2 separate regions of the Mus musculus genome follow, and region 2 is linked to region 1. Evidence: chromatin loops called from intact Hi-C (ENCODE). Cell type or tissue: heart. All regions are shown on one strand. Links, peaks and the distances in the headings refer to the core of each region. The heading gives the core; the rest is flanking DNA.

What was found. A loop is a pair of places that touch in the nucleus more often than their neighbours do. Peaks named below come from ENCODE experiments on the same cell type or tissue, not always from the same donor. Only the 100,000 strongest peaks of a DNase experiment are listed, where the experiment ranks them.
Region 2: a loop joins it to region 1, with 8 times the contacts of the local background. A loop is called at or near these places in 7 of 42 quality-filtered maps.

Annotation. Positions count from the first base shown.
Region 1 is chr9:44,237,913-44,241,660 of GRCm38, reverse strand. Ccdc153 (coiled-coil domain containing 153) reads right to left here and starts at 984. Exons shown (of 7, transcript NM_001081369.2): 1 at 938-984; 2 at 585-663; 3 at 1-39. The coding sequence starts at 654. In heart, for the core only: a CTCF peak has its summit at 1,993 (motif pointing left); no DNase peak of the experiment used is centred there.
Region 2 is chr9:44,355,917-44,358,416 of GRCm38, reverse strand. Vps11 (VPS11, CORVET/HOPS core subunit) reads left to right here. Exons shown (of 16, transcript NM_027889.2): 5 at 101-348; 6 at 1,988-2,189. Among named protein-coding and RNA genes, the nearest start is that of Vps11, 4.5 kb to the left of the region's middle. In heart, for the core only: CTCF peaks have their summits at 795 (motif pointing right) and 994 (motif pointing right); no DNase peak of the experiment used is centred there.

The DNA of each region.
Region 1 (3,748 bases), core at 506-3,005:
CGAGCAGCACCAGCCTGTGCTTGGCCTCAGCCTCCACACCTGTCGTGGCAAACCACGGAGTCTTAGGCTACGCTGATCTCGCCCCTGCCCTGTCTTCCTCCCGCACTTTTTGCAGGATGGGGGAAGATCACTGATACCCAATGCCAAAATCTGACAAATTCATAGCCAAGCCTTCACTGCCTTGTACTTGGTGTGTGCTCAAAAGAAGGGTGAAACAGATGACAGAGGCAAAGGACTAGAGGGGGCTCCAGGGGGAGAGAGGCAGTCTCCGGTCCCCAGCCTGGCCGAATCTGAACTCAGGGCTCTGAAGAGGAGGGCAAGAGAGCCTCACTTTAGCCAACTGTGGTGTCAATGCCTAACTAATGCCAGGCATTGTGAGCACCAGGCTGTCCCAGCACTAGGAGGACTAGGAGGATACGTTTGAGGCTTGCCTGGGTTTCTTAGTGACCCTGTGTCAAAAGAACAAAAGACAAAACCAAAACAAACGCCCTCTGTCTTGTTGCCCAGGGAGCTGGATTCCCTCTAAGGACCTTGGTGTGGACATGGACATGCAGGGGCACTGGCCTTCACCCATGGTGACTCACCAGGACTTGAATTCTTTTTCTTCTTCCGTGCCTCAGCTTTTCTCCCCCTTCCTTTGGTTTTAGGTGGCATCCCGCTGTCCTGACGAAGGGAAGACCTATGTAGGTCAGCATACAGACAGGCTTTCCTGACTCTTACACTGAGTTGGTTGGGGGTTTCTGGAGCATCAGAGTGCCAGTCTCCCAGTGCATCTTACACTTCTATAGAAGCTTCATTTCTTGGTCTCTGGGACCCTTAGGGAGGGCTGGGATCACTGAGGGAGAACAATCCTATGTGCAGCAGTCAGCTTCTTAGAGAAACTTCTGGACATCCCTTCTCTCTCCCCAACTTGTGTACTCTCCTCCTTCCTACCTACCTGCAAGACTTTCTGTTGCTTGTGTGGTGTCTCCCTGGGAAATGACATGTCATGGGGACAGTAAAGAGAGACCCAAGTAGATTGAGTCTAGGGAGGAGCCTGGGTCCTGGGAGCCAATCCAAGGTGTAAAACTTCCTCAAGAGGTGGGACCAAGAACTGGGATGTTGGGTTTCTGGATACTGCACGTTGTCCAGGCAACTGGAAAACTCAGGCAGGTGGGTGAGCTAAATCAGCTCATACAAAGGAAAGCTTCTCTTTTTACCTCCATATCCTAGCCCTAAAGAAGAGGCTTAGGAGCCGAATAGCTATTATTCATGTCTACACAGGCACTACCTGTGGTCTGGAGACTCTCCAGGCTAGGAATCTACAAACTTGCAGTCTGGGAGAGCAGTGTTTTGCAAGACATAGGGAAAGCAGGGATAGCGGCCATCACAGCTACTTTATATCTGGAGGTTTCGTGTGAACACAGTGACATTATTTACTTTAAAACAGAAGGTTTGGGGGCTGGAGAGATGGCTCAGTGGTTGAGAGCACTTGGCTGCTCTCCCAGAGGTCCCGAGTTCAATTTCCAGCAACAGCATGGTGGTTCACATCCATCTGTAATGGTATCGGATGCCCTCTTCTGGTGTGTCTGAAGACCACCAGATACATAAAATAAATAAATAAATGTTTTGTTTGTTTTTTGTTTTTTGTTTTTGTTTTTGTTTTTTTTTAAACAACAACCTGAAGGTTTGCCTCAAAAAGGCTACTGTGGTGTGTGAGGGAAACATGTTCTGACACAGGTAGTTGAAAGGATGCTGACCCACAAAGAGGAACACAAATTAGACAAGAGTCTGGAGTTCAGCTACTTAATTTTGCTCAGCTTGTATTTCTTGGTGTATAAGTTTTGTAGCTCCTGAAATCCCCAGACGTCAGTGCAGTGTTTACAGGACTCCTTTTTCCCTCTCCAGTCAATCTTGCCTTCTCCCACTATTTCTTTATGAGGTTTAATCTGCAGGCAGGGGTTTAGCAGCCCCCAGGCTCCCTGCAGCATAAAGTTGCTTAGGGCTCCCTCTAGTGGACTTGCTTGACCGCCTGCACCTCCTAAAGTTTGCAGTTGGTAATTTCTTGGGCAATATTGGGGGAGATCCCCTTTACGGGGTGTTTTTTAGTATCTTATGTATAATTAAAATTTGATTGTTGGCAGAAAGCATGACGGGAAGCCCTCCCTCCATCTGGGAGAGATCCGTCTGGACCTGTGCCATCTCTGGGCACCATAATGTCACCATACATAGAATTTAAACAAGCCTTCCTCCCTGTGGATTATGGAACCTACAGATCCTTTTTAGGCATGTCTGTCCATTCTAGTCCCTGAAAATGTTGGTCAGTTGCATATTATTAGAAGCAAATCTGCCGAAACAGACACAAGATGTGGGACTATGAAATCACTTCCAGAGCAAGCGGAAGGTCAATACCTGTTTTATTTAACTCCGTAGCACTTTAGATACTGTAAGAGAGAGTTTTAATTTTTATTTTTGATTATGTTCTTTATGTGTGGGTTTGTGAGCACAGTGCCGGGGGGCGGGGGAGGCTACAAGAGAGCTTTGGAGTCCCTTGGAGTCGGAGTTACGGGTAGTTGTGAGCAGCCCACCAGTGTGGTGCTGGAAACCAAATTCGAGTCCTCTTCATGAGCAGGACTCACTTTTAACTGCCGAGCCATGTCTCCAGCCCCGGCTCTGGACACTTTATAGAGCAAAGAGTCCTACTTGTCGTTGTGATGCTTACAGCCCCTGTAACGTAGGGCTGGTGACCCCGTACACAGGTCTCAGATATGGAGAAATCTCATTTTTCATCACGTTTTCATTTATTCTTCCTTTAGAATCTCCGGTCCTTTCCCAGGAGCTTCTCAGGGACTTCTTTCCCTGAATCTCTGTCACTCACGTTTGTGCTTGGAAGGACACATTGGGGATGACAGAACACAACCTAGACCTCATGTTTTAGGAGATCGTGTATTTTACAAATGAGTTCAGTCAACTGACTCTCAGGTGCAGGATCAGGATGTGGTTTGAGGTCAAGGTGAAGTGGAGAAAAAAAAAGGTGCCATGTGTCACGTGATGAACTGGTCCCAACGGAACCCAGAAAGGGGTTGGCGTTGTGCTCAGCAATTCAGCCCCTCTTTAGAAAACAAACCAAATAAAAACTGTGAGAAAAAGGCCAACCTTCCCTTCTCTTTTTATTGACTTCAGTTTAGAAGCGACGATAGGAAAGATCGTTTCTGATCTCACTGTCTCTGTTAATTTTTTTTTTTTTTTTTTTTGGGCTGGGGAAGCTGGAGAAATGGGTCAGTAGTTAAGGGTACACGCTGCTCTTGGAGAAGACCCATTCAAGTGCACACACACATTCAGATTGTTAAAATTAAATCTTAAAAACTTGTATTACATTTAGTGTGTGGTCAGAGGACAGCCCATGGGGACTTGGTTCTATCCTTCTCCCATGTGGATCTGTGGGATTGAACCCAGGTCGTTGAGTCTGGCAGCACATACCTTTACCGACTAAGCCATCTTGTTGGCTCCCTGTCCTCCTTTGAATAAGATCTATCCAGGATGGCTTCTGTTTGCTTGTCTTTTGAGAAAGGGACTTACGTGTAGCTCTGACTGACCTGGAACTCCTAGATTGGGGCCTCTACCTCTGTTTTTTCAGGGCTGGAATTAAAGCTGTGCACCACAGCCTGATCTGGACAAGAGTATTGAGGAGATATATAAGAGGGACAATCATTCACTTTTATTCAAATAGGACATTGGTTATTTATATATTAAAAGAAATGTGACCTGA
Region 2 (2,500 bases), core at 1-2,500, 120 kb before region 1:
CAAGTGGAAAACCAGTAAGAGTCAGCAGGGAAGTGGGAATGTTGGTCGGTATGAAGGCTGCCTCTTCAAAGGGAGCCTGCTAACTTCTTCCCTTTGGCAGTCTTATATAGTTTCTGGAAAGGACTACCCTCGTGTGGAGTTGGACACCCATGGTTGTGGCCTGCGCTGTTCAGCCCTGAGCGACCCTTCTCAAGACCTGCAGTTCATTGTTGCTGGGGATGAGTGTGTCTACCTTTACCAGCCTGATGAACGTGGACCCTGCTTTGCCTTTGAGGGCCATAAGCTCATCGTGCACTGGTTTAGAGGCTACCTTGTCATTGTCTCCCGTGACCGGAAAGTTTCTCCCAAGTAAGACTCCAGGGAAAAGGAAAGAGGGAAAAGGAAAGAGGGAAAAGGAGAGGACTGACTTATTCCCCAGAACTATCGTTTTCTAAAATCCTAAGCCTCGATCCAGCTAGTCTGTCACTTGAGGGGTTTTTGTTGTTGTTGTTGTTGTTTGTTTGTTTCTTTTTCGAGACAGGGTTTCTCTGTTTAGCCCTGGCTGTCCTGGAACTCACTCTGTAGACCAGGCTGTCCTCGGTCAAACTCAGAAATCCACCTGCCTCTGCCTCCCAAATGCTGGGATTAAAGGCGTGCACCACCACTGCCTGGCTTGTCACTTGAATTTTATGTAGATTGTTCTTCCACCTAGATTTAGTTGCTAATTTTTTTTTAAAGATATATTTATTTTATATATGTGAGTACATTGTCACTGTCTTCAGACATACCAGAAGAGGGCATTGGACCCAATTACAGATGGTTGTGAGCCACCATGTGGTTGCTGGAATTTGAATTGAGGACCTCTGGAAAAGCAGTCAGTGCTCTTAACCACTGAACTATCTCTCCAGACGCCTTAGTTAGCTATTTTTACTGGAAAATGTGTTGTTTATTTTATTTTTAAAATTTACTTATTTTATGTATTATGAGTGGTCTATCCGCATGTATACCTGCATGCCAGAAGGGGGCATCAGATCACTTCTAAATGGTGTCAGAGGAACTACAAGGTGCTATAAAGTATATGGCATGGGTTTTTTTGTTTGAGGTTTCTCAGAGCACTACAAAGGGACTGGTGGGCTTTTTGCATAGTGAAAGCACTCCCTGTTGGTTTTGTGTGTGTATAATGTTCATGTGTGTGCAGGTGCGTGTATGGCCACGTGTGTGGAGGCCAGAGGACAACCTCAGGCACTATCCACTTGGCCTGTTTGGGGACAGTCTCTGACTGGCCTGGGACTTACCAGGTAGACTAGGCCGGCCTGCAGGTCAGCAACCAGTGAGACCCCAGGATGTGCCTGTACCCATTTCACTGGCCAAGTATATACCGCTGCACCTATTGTTTTATTTTCATTTTTTTTTATCTTTAATTATGTTTATGGATTTTGTGCACAGGAGTGCAGGTGCTCTGGGGGGCAGAGACATCCAATCCCTTAGATACAGGTGGTTGTGAGTCACCTGATGGGTGCTGGGAACTGAACTGGGGTCCTCTGAAAGAGTACTGAGTGCTCTTGCCTGCTGTGCCATCTCTCCAACCCCTGTACCAGGGTTGTTTGGTGTTTGCTATTGTTGTAAATATGGGTTCTAAGGATTGACTGAGATCCTGGTGCCTGCAGAGCAAGTACTTTATCACCAGAGCCCTCTCCCGGCGCCTGCTGGGTTCGTTTCACTCAGCACATTGTCTCACTTACCAGGCGACGGGTGGACATCTGAATGTTTACTTTCTACTCTGTTGGCTAGGATTACCGATAGGATACTAGAGGGTAAGACCAGGATTGTGTGTTCTTTTCCACAGCTGTCAGCACAATTCTGCATGTAGGAGATGAGTGGCTGGAGGGGCCCATGAGGTGATTTGTTCTAACTGGAATGGGGCAGCACCGAAGTTGTCATGGGAAGGAGCCATAAGGGAACTGAGATGGGGTGATGTAAATAGTGGGTGCTTTTCTTTCCCGTGCAGGTCCGAGTTTACCAGCAGGGACTCACAGAACTCCGACAAGCAGATTCTCAACATCTATGACCTGTGCAACAAGTTCATAGCCTACAGCGCTGGGTTTGAGGATATAGTGGATGTGCTGGCTGAGTGGGGCTCCTTGTACGTGCTGACGCGGGATGGGCGGGTCCACGCATTGCAGGAGAAGGACACACAGACCAAACTGGAGGCAAGGCCACCAGGTTCTAAGAGCTGGCACAAGCATCTAGAAGTAGCTCCAGGAATAGGTTTCTTAGGTCACCTGGGCCCAGTGACTTCTCTTTCCTTTGGGTCACACAGAGCCTTCCTCAGTTTCCTTAGGGTCTAAGATGTGGCTTTGGAGGGAAGTAATGGCTGGGAGGTAGGCCAACTCTCCTTGTTTACAGAGACCTTCTGTAGGTGAGGTGATTGATGTTGGTGTTGGTCTTGGGGTTATCTTGAGGTCTTTGTCTAGACTGTAGGCAGAATATAACTCCAGGACTGTCTACTGTGTCTGTTATG